Regions from separate parts of the Homo sapiens genome. Here all the other regions are linked to region 2. A link is an interaction called in ENCODE POLR2A ChIA-PET data of the cell type or tissue named here. Cell type or tissue: CD4-positive, alpha-beta T cell. All regions are shown on one strand.

Region 1 (5,000 bases), 70 kb before region 2:
GTGGGAGGAGAACAAAGCTAAGTAGGAGCGGTTTTTGTATACTACAGAGTATGTCGTTGGTATTAATCCAGACTGGATTGTTATCAATTAAGATGCTGGTTGTAATCCCTAGAAAAACAACTAAAAATGTAGATTAACAACTATTGGCCAGATGCGGTGGCTCACTTCTGTAATCCCAGCACTTTGGGAGGCTGAGGCAGGTGGATCGCTTCAGCTCAGGAGTTGGAGACCAGCCTGGGCAACATAGTGAGACTCCACCTCTATAAAAAATTAGCCAGGTGTGGTGACATGCACCTGTGGTCCCAGCTACTTGGAAGGCTAAAGTGGGAGGATCACTTGAGCCCAAGAGGCAGAGGTTGCAGTGAGCCAAGATAGCACCACTACACTCCAGCCTGAACGACAGAGCGAGATTTGTCTCAAAAAACAAAACAAAACAAAACTATTAAAAGGATATTAGTGATTGCCAGGAGATAGAAAGTGACAACCACTTAGTACAGTGTTTCTTTTGGAGTTGTAAAAATATTCTGGAATTAGTGGTGATGGTTGCACAATTTTAACTCAAACTACTGAACAGTATGCTTTAATACTGTGAATTTTATGATACGTAAATTTTATCTCCATAAAAGATAAATTCAATGAAGATACATTTAAGACAGATACAAGCAATTAACTGTATAATATGTGAATTTTACCTCAAGATTAAAAATATTGAACCCTAGAAATTAATACGGATACTTTCAAAACTAGGAAAAAGTATACTGACATTTATAACTTGTTTTGAACTGTATTAAAAAACCAGATAAACTAATGGTGGGACAGATATATAAGGAGTAAAGCAACTATCAACGGTAAAACCTAGGTGTGAGTATATGGGTATTCCCTGTAGAATTTCAACTTTTCTGTATGTTTTTAAATGTTCATAATAAAATACTAAAGGAAAAAAAACAATGCTGAGGAAACACTCAGATCCAGGTTGTGGACCATTCTACAAGAAAACTAGCCTGAACACTACAGAAAAATTGAAATATTATGAAAAACACAAAAGCTAGGGAAACTATCATAGAATGAAGGAGATCGAACATGACAACAGGAAAAAAACTTATGAAAATCTTATGTTAAATATTGTTGCATTAATGATAAATTTCTTAGATGTAATAATGATTTTGTAGTTATTTATGAGAATCCGCTTGTCCTCAGAATACACATGCTACAGTATTTGGGAGTGAAATCTCACAAACTGACAGCAGTGTACTTTCAAATGATTCAGAAAAGCAAAGTGTGTGTGTGTAAGTGTGTAGACAGATCATAAATGTGACAAAATGTTAACAACTGATAAATCTAGGTGAAGGATATATGGGTGCTAGTTCTTTCATCTTGTCTATTGGCTTGAAACGTTTCAAAATAAAAAGGGTGGGGTGAGGGAGTAGTACCCAGGTAAATGAGAGTTACAAATAATATTTCCAAACTGAAATTCTCACATCTCCCTCTACTCTCCCCTCTATCTACTATGCTACAGTCACAATAGTCTCCTTTCTGTCCTTCAAACAAAATGAGACTGTCACAATTTCAGTCTTTGCTTTGCTGGTGCTTCTTCTACCTGAAACACACTTCTCACAGATCTTTATTTGGCTACTTTCTTCTGATCATTCAAGCCTCAACTCAAATATAATCTCAAAGAGGCCCTCTTCTCCAACCACCTTATCTAGAGGAGATGTGCATCAGCTCTATTATTCTACATTTTTTTTCTAGCAATCCATTCCTTCAACATTACTCTTACATTTTATTCATAGTAATAATAACTGAAATGCTTTTACATGTAATTTTTTGTATTTACTTCTGTTTCTCTCTCCAATACAACATAAGCTACAGGTCAAGACTGTTAGTTGTTTAGTACTTTTAGCCTGTTCTTGCCTTTCTTCTACAGCCTGTCTTCTATGACATCCATCCTTGTATCCAGAAAAAAACAAATGGAAGGAGTAAAGCAACTGAGCAGAAGCTAGAGGCTGAAGGGGTGTATCTGATATTGATAGAAATTAGAGTGGGTCAAGGAACTGATAATGGACTTAAAAGACAGTACGAGTACCTAACAGCTATAATAACAACTGATTGTTTACTGACACCAAACCCATAAAGCTAAGACTAAAACCAGCAGCAAAAAGATTTTTGCCAGAAATTACAATTTCCCTAATATTTGGTTAAGTTTAAAAGTTTGTTTTGTTCTAAGAACTAGAGAGAAATCAGAGTCAATGTCCCATGAATTCAGTTAAGATTTGCATTTCTTTCTACTCTTCCAGTTGATATAACTGATGTTTTTCTGACCATTTTGCCTAATCTACCATCTGTTCTACCTTCCCTTCCACCTAATACTTCTGTGATATGCTAAATCCTATCCTCACACTATCAAAGACAGTGGTCTTTGCCTTCTCCCTGGCTTTTTATAAATCCTTTAAATGCCACATATTTATGAAAATGGTGAAATAGAATGGTTGTGGAGAAATCTAGGCCAGGTGCAGTGGCTCACGCCTGTAATCCTAGCACTATGGGAGGCTGAGGAGGGCGGATCACCAGGTCAGGAGTTCGAGACCAGACTGGCCAACATGGTGAAACCCCATCTCTACTAAACATACAAAAAATAGCCAGGCATGGTGGTGGGTGCCTGTAGTCGCAGCTACTCGGGAGGCTGAGGCAGAAGAATCGTTTGAACCTGGGAGGCAGAGGTTGCAGTGAGCCGAGATTGCACAACTGCACTTCAGCCTGGATGACAGAGCGAGACTCTGTCTCCAAAAAAAAAAAAAAAAAAAGGCTGAGGTCAGGAATGAGAAGTAATAACTAAAATGACAGCTTCTATAGCTTATATTTATTGACTGTTTACCATATGCGAGGCTCTGTCCTAAGGATTTTACATGTACTAACTCACTTAGTTGTCATAAAACCTCATGGGATATTATCCCCATTTTATGGCTATGTAAGCTGAGGCACAGAGAAGTAAAGTAAGTTGACCAATGTCACACGATTAGTAAGTGGCAAGGCTAGAATCCAAACCAGGTTCAAATGATACAAGAGTCTGTGTTTTTCATACTACCTTGTCTCTTAAATGGCACTGTTAAGTCTTTACTAATTTGATTAAAATTCTGAGGGTGCTGAAATTTTAGAAGACCAATGTTTTAGCTATATTAACACACTGAGATTGATCCTTAAACGTGGGTGACTTTTCTTGACAAGGTAAAGAACAAAGCAGGTTATGAACAGACACCAACTATTTAGTAAGAATGACAAGAGACTCTTCCCAAGTATGTTGTTAGAAGTAGAGCAACATAGCTTAAAATATCAAAAGACTTGTGGGTCAAAGCTCTTCTTACTAGAGTTCCACTAATATCTCAAGAATCTAAATCTTTTTTATGTCTGATGGCTTTTAGCACATTTTGTTTTCCCTGTGACATCCTCATTCAGGATATTTTCTACAAGCACATTCTGATATATAACTCCACTAGATTCCACTCCTGAATGTTTTGCAAAAAGAGCTCTGAAAGTAGAGCAACAGTGAGCTCCACAGAACCACATGCAATTTTAGACATTTTGCAAATGGTATGAAGCGATTTCTAAAGCCCATTTTAAAATGATTCTACTGCTACAGAGGCTATACAGAGTTAGGAAAGGGGAAAAGCTCTCAGGTACCCAACATATCAACTCCTACATACCTCAGGAAATGCAAAATGAGCTGTTTAATGGAAAGGCACAATATTACATAGTTCTATTTCTGAGTATCAATCATAAAAATTCTATAATATAAAACCTAAATAAATATGTGAATAACAGTAAAACCTCCAATGTATCATATGCATCCAAAGGCATACCAGTTTTTTATCCTTACTAAAATACATAGCTACCCACAAAAAAAAAAAAGTAAGGTTTTCTAACCTTTCAAAGTCACCTTGCCTTGTGAATTTTGACAACCTATACACGGCCCAGTTGTTAAGCTGTTTAGAGGTCATTCCTCTTCCATTATCTATCACTGCAACAGCAGGTTTTCCTTGTGTTTCATCAAAAAGCTATGAAACAAAATAAGTTCAAAAAGACAGGAAAAGTCAAATCAATACTTAAAACATGAAAAGTTAAACATGAAAAAAATGATTCAACAGGCTCACTTATACATTACTGATGGAAGTGCAAATTAATACAATTTTCTGAAAGGCACTTCAGCAGCAGTATGTATCAAAAGCCTCAGAATTCTTCATGTCCTTTAGCCTAGAAATTCCATTTCTCACAATTCAACTTAAGGAAATATTCAGAGACATGTACCAAGGTGTGCAAGAATGTTCATCATTCCAGCATTCCTTCCAGTGGCAAAAATACAGAAAAAAAATCTAAATGTTCAACAACAGAACACAAACTACACAATTTATATTATAGCCAATAAGTCACTGCAACAACAGATTATATTGCAGAACATTCATGATATGACACATGTTAACAATGTACTGTTAAGGGAAAGTAGAAGATTACAAAAAACCAAAGGTACATATACATGTATACATATATGCATAGGAAAAAAACGTGAAAAAATTTTAACAATGGATGAAGAGATATCTGACAATTATTTCTACTTTTAGTTTTATCTCTATTTTCTCATTTTCTCCAATAAACTTTTATTACTCTTACAAAAGGAAAAGTTAAATTGCTTTACAGTATTATTTCCTTACCAATTTGATCTGTATTCTTCTAACCCCAATGTTACGAGAAGTAGCAGACAATGAATTGTCAATTAATTCCGCAAGAGCAAATGCTGCAAGAGATCAAGAAAACATTGCTTAACTTTTCCCTCCCACATACTTTATATAAAAGTTCAAAGAAGAAGAAACTATCAAGTACCTTAAAGCCAAAGAGCTAGAATTAAAGTATTATCCTGATCCTAATGATATAATACATAATAAAGGCATCATCACCAATCACCACCAGCATCAAAAAAGCAGTCATCAATCAGTACTTGTATGGCACTATAC
Region 2 (5,000 bases):
AGCGAGGTGAAACCCCATCTCTACTAAAAATACAAAAATTAGTTGGGCATGGTGGCATGCACCTGTAATCCCAGTTACTCATGAGGCTGAGACATGAGAATCGCTTGAACCCAGGAGGTGGAGGTTGCAGTGAGCTGAGACTGTGCCATTGCATTCCAGCCTGAGCGACAGAGCGAGACACTGTCTCAAAAAAAAAAGGTGATTTTATTATTTTTTAATTTGAAAATATTTATTAAAATTTAAAATATATATAAGCTTTAAAATATATATAAACTTTAATTCGATGCTTCAGAAATTTATCAAAGGGAAGGAATGGAAAAATACATAAAGATATACAAAGATATTCACAGCAACATTATTGGTCAGTTGAAAATTTAGGGAAAAAATTAATAAGGGGCTAGCTAAATAAGTTATATATATATATATATATATATATATATATATACTATGTATATATGTAAAATAAAAACACAATAGAAGGATTGCTCTCTCTACATTTGTATGAAAAGATATCCATGATATCTTTTCTTGAGAAAGACAGATTATGAAAAACTATGTATAATTTGGTACCATTAAAAAAATATATGTTTGTATATCTGGAAGACACTCCCTAAACTTTAACCATTGTTTCTAGTGATGGGATTATGGTGGATTATAAGGTACATTTCAGTTCCCATTTTATACATTTCTCTCGAGTCTCTATTGTTTCTAATGAGTATTTATATTATGAACAAAAAATACTTTTTCCTTTAAAAAATTAAAAAGTCACTTTATTCTCAAAGATGCAGAAACTAAATAAAATTGGTTCAGTTTTTAGGGCGCCAAGGTCAACTGACTAGAATTCAGTAGTGAAGTTTTTTAGTTTTTTGGTGAGTTGGAAGTATTTACCAAATGTGACCTTTTCAAAAAGCTTGCATAGGATTCATTCAGCAGTATTTTCCAGTCTGAACAACAGGAAATTTTATAATATTTTAATTAAGATTTTTTCCCATGAGCTTCAAGGAAGCCTTATCTAGGTCCTTATTTCACAGATGTATTAACTATGCACAGGCAAAGTAGCCCAAATTAATCATTTCTAAGGTTTGTGAAGATTAAGTATCATAAAACCTTTCATTTAAGTGCGTCAGAGAGTAAACTCAAGCATTGTCATGGAGGATGTGTGAAAAAAGAAAAATGATTACCAATGTCTTATATTTCACATTTAGATCATATTATGTGGTATATTTTCTAAACATTTCACACCGTTTAAGAAAACAAATAGGTCCTAAATATAACACAGGCAAAGAGAAAAGTTTTCAATTCCTAATACTTTGTTGACATAAGTAAAAAATATTGGCATAGTTAAAATTTTCACATGAATTGTGTAAGTGGTAATGAATAGAGTCATCTGAATACTTTAAGTAAAATGCTGGTCAGACAGTAGAATGTTGAAGAATCAGTCTTTTTATTTTACCCACCTTCTAGATTGCACGTAAACAGTCTTTGGAATTTGACCAGGATAGTCAGTTTACAATGACTCTTGGTGGGCAACTACATATTCAAAAGACCTTATTGGGGTTCAGGCTTTAGCAGTACATAACAATAAATCTCTACAAAAAGGTAGGAGAGATTCTGTTTAGTTTTGCAAGGATACTGAGTCATATGCAAGTATAAAATACCAGATAAAGGAAAAGTAAATGTTCCTTTTCTATGGTAAAACAGCCCTAATCCAGAAAAATGTCCTTTAAAGAACAAAATAAAATGACTCCTTACGATAAACTTTGGCAGAGAAAACTAACCCAAGATACAAATTATAGGATATATATAGCTTAAAGATTTTGATTTTGATGTCAGAATATGTGACTCATCAAGCAATCATGACATAGCTTTTGATAACCTACGCAAACTGTGGCAAAGTTCTTACCTTAATTTTTTGTTGGTAAAGATCATCCAGCTTTTGAACTTCTTCTTTCAGAGTTCTCACACTTCTCTTGCTTTCTGTTATCATTGCATTCAACTGGGGAAATAAAACTTTGGTTGAGAAATCATAACTATACATCAAAGATATTTTAACAAGTTATAGAGTTTTTATATTATCAATCAACTAACTGAACAATGTTATTTCTTCTAGTCCTTTTGGACTCTCACTTATCATTTGTCCAAAAACTTTATTATTCTCCAAAGAGAAATTAATTTCAAAGAAACCTCAAAGTTAACGATGTTAATATCTGTTTTTCCACTAGTTGTTGTGGGAGTGCTTTTTAAGCTCTCATATATATTATATATTATTAATATTGTTATATCAATTTATTCATATATAAATAATTTTTGCCTCTGGATTTGAAATCTAGCTTTATTTAGACTATATCTACTACAGCTATTTAGCTTTTCATTTGTATGTTCATTTTCTAAAATGTTAAAAAAGAATTGTTTGTATTAATTTTATTGGATGTTTGCTATTATAGTCATGCATTCCTTCAAAAAGTAATAAGGTAACCACATTTAATCTTGTTAAAGCTTGAACTTTAAGATCAGTTGAAACCAAAACTGAAAGAAAAAAGTGTTTTTCAAGTTCATTTCCTGTTGGCAAGTGCTGATACCAGTTGATGTCAGCAATTAATAGAGAATGTTCTTCAGCTATACCAAGAGGAAACTGTTTCCTGCAGGAAACACAAAAGAGTAAAATGTATAAATAGCTGACTTTTTTTTAAAGGATAATTCTACACACATATGAAATTAAAAAAAAATTTAGGGGTTCAAATTTAGTGAAGCTATTATTATTTGCTACAAAACACAGGGTAGTGACATATACAACTAGCATACGCCCAGAACTCAAAACCAGATCTAACACCAAGAACTTTTTCTAAAGGTATGTTATATCTGCAGTAACTAACAAGTTAAACGAGTTGTTTTAAATTCACTTGTAATAACAACAACAGATACTCAAGTAACCAGAACTTCCACTGATTCTCATGGTTGGTCAAAAGCATGTTTACTCATCTCTGAGCAGCTTCTACTTTCCATGTCAGCATTACTAAAGCTGCATTAATTACTTAAACATTTTTTTCTGAGTCCCAAAGTACACATTTCCATTGTGTACATACACACACACACACACACACACACACACACACACACACACACACACACACACACATACATATAGCCCGCCCGACTCCAATTGCCTACTGGACATTCTCCACTTTGATGCCCCAGAGACCTGAAACTCAGCATATCCCAACCTACAATTCTCTCTTCTATATACTTCTCTTTTATATTCTTTATCAAGGTAAAGAACATCACCACATACCCATCTGCCAAAGATAAGACACCTGGGCATTCTTGATTTCTTTCTTGACCTTCACATACAAATGGACAACCAAACTGTTGTTTCCATCTTTAAATCTCCTTTCTCCGTCTTCACTGTAATAGCCTTGCTTTGGGTCCCTACCATTTACTATTCACTGTATAGGATATTGATAGGTCTCTTAATTGCATGGTCTCGTCTCATGCACCTCTCATCTATTCTTCAAAAGGCCAACAGTGTGAAATTACTAAAATAACAATAATTATTGTTATTTCCTTACTTATAAATCTTCATTGATCTCTACTGCCTAAAGAATACAAAAAAATTCAACCAGTAAGGCAAGCCCCTTCATAATTAGGTTCTTGTCTCTCCAGGCTTCTCCCTTATCTCACTTACACTCATGGTAATTTACTAATATGCTGTGCTCTTTGTTTTTTCTTTTTGGAGAAAGGGTCTCACTTTGTCACCTAGGCTGGAGTGCAGTGGCACAATCTCAGCTCACTGCAGCCTCCACCTCCAGGGCTCAAGCAATCTCCCACCTCAGCCTCCAGAGTAGCTGGGACTACAGGTGCATGCCACTACATCCAGCTAATTTTTATATTTTTGGTAGTGGCTGGGTTTTGCCATGTTGCCTGGCTGGTCCTGAACTCCTGAGCTCAAGCCATCCACCCGCCTTGGCCTCCCAAAGTGCTAGGATTACAGGCGTGAGCCACTATGCCCGGTCCATGCTGTACTCCTTGGTCTCTGGTCCTCAAGGTGTATGTGTGTGTGCATGCATGTGGATGAACATGAGCATCCTTCTGTGTATCCATTGGCCAACACCTACTTGTTATTCACAACTCAGCCCAGCTATCACTTCTCTCAGAAGGAGCCTGTACTTAAGTGTATTATGAGAATCCACAGTGCGCTGTATTCACATTACAAAAAGCTATGATAGAAGAAATTGTTTTCATGCCCATCTTCCCACTTAAAATGAAGTTCACAAAGGCAGATGCTGCACTGTACTAGTATCACCATCTATTACAGTACTAGGCACATAAGCACTCAAAAAATATTTGCTGCATAAATTTCAGTTTCAAATATTTAACTTTAACCTTTATTTACATTCATATTCATAAGTGTGATTAGCTTAATTTCTTCTTTTTGTAATATCTTTGTCATGTTGTGGTATGAGGCCTACATTAGCCTTATAAATGAATTAGGTCTCTTTATGCTCTATGATAATTTACATGTCACAGAAATCATCCAGTCTTCAGTATTTGAAAACAGTGACCTATGAAATTATCCGTTATTGGAGTCTTTTGAAGAGCAAATTCTCTTTTTCACTTTGGTTTCTGGTTACTTACATATTTTGACTTTTTTGGGATTTCTATTGTTCAGGTTACAATCCATTTCATCAAAAAATTTTAAACATAAATTTCTGTTTATACTATATTACTTCATAATTCAAATAAATTTCCACCATCTCTATAAACTATTTCTCATTTTATATTTTCCTGCTTTTTCTTAAATGGTTTTGGCAATTATTTTAAAATACTTTTCAGGTTAAATGTTTTGTTACTCTAATTTATTAATTTCTTTATAAACTTTATTATTTCCAGTTGCATTTTACCCCATCCCATCTTAACTTAAACTACTTGTCCAATAGGAAAAACAATTTTAGTTGTTAGTCTCTGTATGACATTACTGATCTCTCCCTTCTTGAAAAGTTTTC
Region 3 (5,000 bases), 79 kb before region 2:
AGACAATAAATTTAAGAGAAAACAGAAGAAACAGAAACAGAAAGAATGGGATAAACAAAAACATTTTAATTGGTATAAAAAGTCCTATCCTCATATATAAATAATCAAAATAAAGACAACATTGACCAGGTAGGACACTGTAATACCAGAGATACAAAACAACAAAAGCACCCAAAAAAGTATCCCCTCACAATACCCTCCCAACATCTACAATCACATCCCCACACAACATACACAAACTGTCGACACAAAATAACACACAGAAAATGCCTCCCCACACAAGTTTGCATTTATACAAAACACCTCACACAATACACAAACACACAACTACTTTCAACAGAAACACACACCACAATGCTACAAAGCATACACACTGATGATTTAAAAAAAAAATCTTAAAACAAGTCAGAGAAAAACAGACTATATGTTTTGAGATACAAAGATAAGACTGACAACAGATTTCTCCTTATAAACGATGCAAGCTGGTAGAAAATTGAGTGACATATTTAACATACAGGTTTGAGTGCCCCTTATCCAAAATGCTTCGGACCAAAAGTATTTCAGATTTCTGATTTCTTTTCCAATTTTGGAATAGATGCATTATACTTACCACCTGAGCATCCCAAGTCTGAAAATGCAACATCTGAAATGTTCCAGCAGCATTTCCTTAAGTGTCACATTGGTGCTCAAAAAATTTTGGATTCTGGAGCATTTCAGATTTTGTATTTTTGAATTTGAGATGCTCAACTTGTACTTAAATTTTTTGAAAGTCAAGCTCAAACAGATGCTCAGCAAAACTATCTTTGGGGTTTGGGGGGAAGAGAGAGAGCCTATCAGACATACAAAATCTGAAAAAAATTCACCAAGAACAGACTCAAGTTATAAAAGAATGTTTAGAAAGAGCTTCAGAAAGGAAAACAATACTGGACAGATTTACACAAAGGAATGAATACAAGCTCTAGTAAATATGGTAAATATGTGGGTAAACATAAACTGGTTCAGGGACTCAGATTTTGCATGCAAATGTTCATAGCAGCATTATCAAAAGACAAAAGGTAGAAACAACTTGTGTCCATTAATCTATGAACTGATAGACAAAACGCAGTATGGTTGTACAGTGGAGAATTACTCAACCATAAAAAGGAATTAAATTCTGATACATGCTACAACATGGATGATCCTCGAAAATTATGCTAAGTGAAATAAGTCACACATGACAAATACTGTATAATGACAAATACTGTATAATTCCACTTAAATAAGGTACCTTGATTAGGTAAATTCATTGAAACAGAAAGTACAATAATGGTTACCAGGGGCTAAGAGTGGGAGCAACAGGGAGTTACTGTCTAATGGGTAAAGCTTCAATTTGGGGGTACAGGGTAAAAAAACTTTAGGAATACATAGTAATAATAGTTGTAAAAGACTGTGACTGTAATTAATGTCATGGAATTATATACTTTAAAATGGTTATAACTGCAAATTTTATGTTATTTATATCTTACCACAATTTTTTAAAAGAGAACTGCTTTAAAAAGGGACAGAATAGGCCAGGTGCGGTGGCTCACGCCTGTAATCCCAGCACTTTGGGAGGCCGAGGTGGGCGGATCACGAGGTCAGGAGATCAAGACCATCCTGGCTAACACGGAGAAACCCCATCTCTACTAAAAATACAAAAAATTAGCCGGGCGTGGTGGCGGGCGCCTGTAGTCCCAGCTACTCGGGAGGCTGAGGCCGGAGAATGGCGTGAACCCGGGAGGCAGAGTTTGCAGTGAGCCGAGATAGCACCACTGCAGTCCGGCCTGGGCAAAAGAACGAGACTCGTCTCAAAAAAAAAAAAAAAAGAAAAAAATAAGGGACAGAACAGAACAGTGTGCTGTTGGAAAACAGGGCAGACGTGTATAGTTTAGCAAGAAATGTCAGGAAGTTGAGAAGAAGCCTTTTTACATTAAGGAGAGAGGCAAATGAATATTTAAAGCTAAATAACAATACTGTACTTTGACATTTATGCCAAAGTAAAATGTACAAAAACAAAAGTACAAAGACCAAGATAGCATAAACGGAAGTATACTGTTGTGATGTATTTATATGCGAAGTGGTTTAGTATTACTTAATACAGACTGTGATAAATTAAAGATTTATACTATGAATCCTAGAGTTTCCAGTAAAGTAACAGCTATAGTTAATAAGCCAAAAAGGAAATAAAATGGAATCACACACACACACACACACACACACACACACACTGAATCTGCAATAAGGCAGGAAAAAAAAGAAAATGGGAACAAAAAATAGGCAGGAAAAATAAAAAATTAACAAAGATGGTAAACTTAAATCTAAACATATCAATAATCCAATTAAAAGCAACTGATCTAAACACTCCAATTAAAAGGCAGAGATTGTTAAATATTAAGACACAAATATCTATAGCGTAAAAGAAACCCTCTTTAAATATAAAGAGACAATAGGTTAAGAGGTTGGAAAAACATTTACCATTTTAACACTAATGAAAAGAAAGCTAGAATGAATATATTAACACCAGAGAAAGTCAATAAAAGATACCAGGAAATGAACAAAGAACAATTAAAACAAATAAATGGGTAAACAGATGATCACTCTTTGTATTATTACATTTAATTACATTATGGATGTAATAATATCCAGTATTATTTTCCTTTCTGGATAACGTAATAATATCCAGTATTGTTTTCCTTTCTGAAGATCTTTCTAAACATTCTTTTATAACTTGAGTCTGTTCTTGGTGAATTTTCTTCAGATTTTGTATGTCTGACAGGATCTCTCTCTTCCCCGCAAACTCCAAAGATAGTCTTGCTGAGCATCTAGTTTGAGCTTGACTTTCAAAAAATTTAAGTACAAGTTGAGCATCTCAAATTCAAAAATACAAAATCTGAAATGCTCATTATACATTTAATTACATTAAATGTAATAATACAAAGACGCTAAATGAAATTGTAAGTGTGGTTATAAAACATGAACCAACTATATGTTGTCTATAAGAAACCCATTTCATATATAATAATAAAGGTACATTAAAAGAAAATGGATGAAAAAAGATATAGCATGAAAACACAAATGAAAAGAAGCTGGGATGGCTACACTAACAGAAAAAGTACACTTCAAAGCAAAGAAAATAACCAGTGACAAAGAGCAACACTACATAATGAATAAAAGGGTTGGTCAACCAAGAAGGCACAGAAGGCATAACAATCCTTGGAGACTTCAATACCCCCTAGTTACTACCACACAGAAAATCCAGCAAGGATATAAAGAAATGAATAATATCATCAACCAGTAGAATCTAACTGACATTTTCAGAACACTTCTCCCAACAAGAGCAAAATACACCTTCTTTTCAAAGACACATAGAAAATTCATCTAGATAGATAACATCCTGGATCATAAAACGCAACAAATGTAAAACAGCTGAAATCACTTAAGAGTACATTCTCTAGCTATCACGAAATTACACTTGAAATCAATAGAAAGACAATAGGAAAATATGTTGGAACACTTATAAATTCACACACTTTTAAAACAATCCACAGGTTAAATACCAAGTTGCAAAGGAAAAAAGTAGACTAAACTGAATGAAACAGAAAATACAGTGTAACAAAACTTGTGAGATGCTGCAACTTATTTCCTAGAATTATGATTAACCAAAGTCTATGAGCTAATGTTTATTAAGAAAAAAAAAAGTAAATGAGTTCTAAGTATTCAGTTACTATGGCAATACTTCTAGGAAATAAGTTGAAAATACTCTCTGATATTTTCCTTAAAATATTTCTGGGAAAATATACAAAAGTTTAGAGAAAGGAGAAGCTCACTGATAAAACACAACATACATACATCAGGTCATGCAAAACTAAAGAATTCTCTCCACTAGTTAGAAATGCACAAAATCATAAATCCCTTTTTCAACTTAAATGACCCATGCAAACCAAATCTAGGCAACAACTCTATCACAGCAAGTAAGGCTGAGAATATTTATTTCAAGACAGTCTCAGACTTGTGTTAATGAGTCTAGAAAAATTCCTATATCCACTCAAGGACTATATAAATATCCCTTCATGAATATAAATAAAAGTAGAAAACTACAAGTTCAAGGAACAGTTTTACACCACAGCAGTCCTCTGGAGAATTAGGAAATTAATCTCCTTCAGGAATAAATTTACATCAAAGTCCAAAAATATTTCAGAAAATATCTTAATTCATAATCTTCATACAATGAAAGGACACTTAATCTTTGGGAAATTTTGATGGAAACAAAACATAAGAGGTGTCTCAAGTAAGAAAAAGTATCAGGGGGCCGGGCGCGGTGGCTCACGCCCATAATCCCAGCACTTTGGGAGGCTGAGGTGGGTGTATCACCTGAGGTCAGGAGTTCAAGACTAGCCTGGCCAACATAGTGAAACCTCACCTCTACTAAAAGTACAAAATTTTTCAGGAGTGGTGGTGTGCATCTATAATCCCAGCTACTTGGGTGGCTGAGGCAGGACTGCTTGAACCTGGGAGGCAGGGTTGCAGTGAGCTGAAATCACGCCACTGCACTCCAGCCTGGGGCTGAGAGGTGGGACTCTGTCTCAAAAAAGAAAAAGGAAAAAAAAAAAAAAAGAAGAAGAAAGAAAAGAAAAAGTTATCAGCGAAGAGGATCAAATTAGTAAAAGAAACTATCTAAATGATTGCCAGGAAGCCAGGGTAGAGTAACTACGTATGTATATGTCTCACTATCTTGAATCTAACAAAGGAGGAAAAAAAAAACACCAAACTTAAGAAAACTCCACCTCTAACAAAACTGGCCACCAATCTCTATCAGAGCCTCTAGAATAAATGTGCCAGACATATGGAAATGACCAAATTAAAGTAGGGTGCTTAGATGTTACAAACGTATTCCCAACATTCAAGTAAACACAAATATTAGAAAACAAAAGCTCATCTTAATTTGCTGAAAACCAACAAAGACAAACCAGCTTTTTCTTTAG

The links. ChIA-PET counts read pairs that join two places held together with the same protein. Peaks named below come from ENCODE experiments on the same cell type or tissue, not always from the same donor. Only the 100,000 strongest peaks of a DNase experiment are listed, where the experiment ranks them.
Region 1: POLR2A ChIA-PET joins it to region 2 with 5 read pairs; 10 of 35 experiments call an interaction of 5 or more read pairs at or near these places.
Region 3: POLR2A ChIA-PET joins it to region 2 with 7 read pairs; 6 of 35 experiments call an interaction of 5 or more read pairs at or near these places.

What each region holds. Positions count from the first base shown.
Region 1 is chr18:2,673,064-2,678,063 of GRCh38, reverse strand. SMCHD1 (structural maintenance of chromosomes flexible hinge domain containing 1) reads right to left here. Exons shown (of 48, transcript NM_015295.3): 4 at 4,701-4,783; 5 at 3,919-4,049. Among named protein-coding and RNA genes, the nearest start is that of SMCHD1, 20 kb to the right of the region's middle. In CD4-positive, alpha-beta T cell, no CTCF peak of the experiment used is centred here; no DNase peak of the experiment used is centred here.
Region 2 is chr18:2,603,411-2,608,410 of GRCh38, reverse strand. It overlaps NDC80 (NDC80 kinetochore complex component), which reads right to left. Exons shown (of 17, transcript NM_006101.3): 14 at 1,904-1,996. Among named protein-coding and RNA genes, the nearest start is that of NDC80, 34 kb to the right of the region's middle. In CD4-positive, alpha-beta T cell, no CTCF peak of the experiment used is centred here; DNase peaks (open chromatin) are centred at 1,880 and 2,550; H3K4me3 peaks cover 761 bases; H3K27ac peaks cover 2,306 bases.
Region 3 is chr18:2,681,947-2,686,946 of GRCh38, reverse strand. All of the region lies in intron 5 of SMCHD1 (structural maintenance of chromosomes flexible hinge domain containing 1), which reads right to left. Among named protein-coding and RNA genes, the nearest start is that of SMCHD1, 29 kb to the right of the region's middle. In CD4-positive, alpha-beta T cell, no CTCF peak of the experiment used is centred here; no DNase peak of the experiment used is centred here.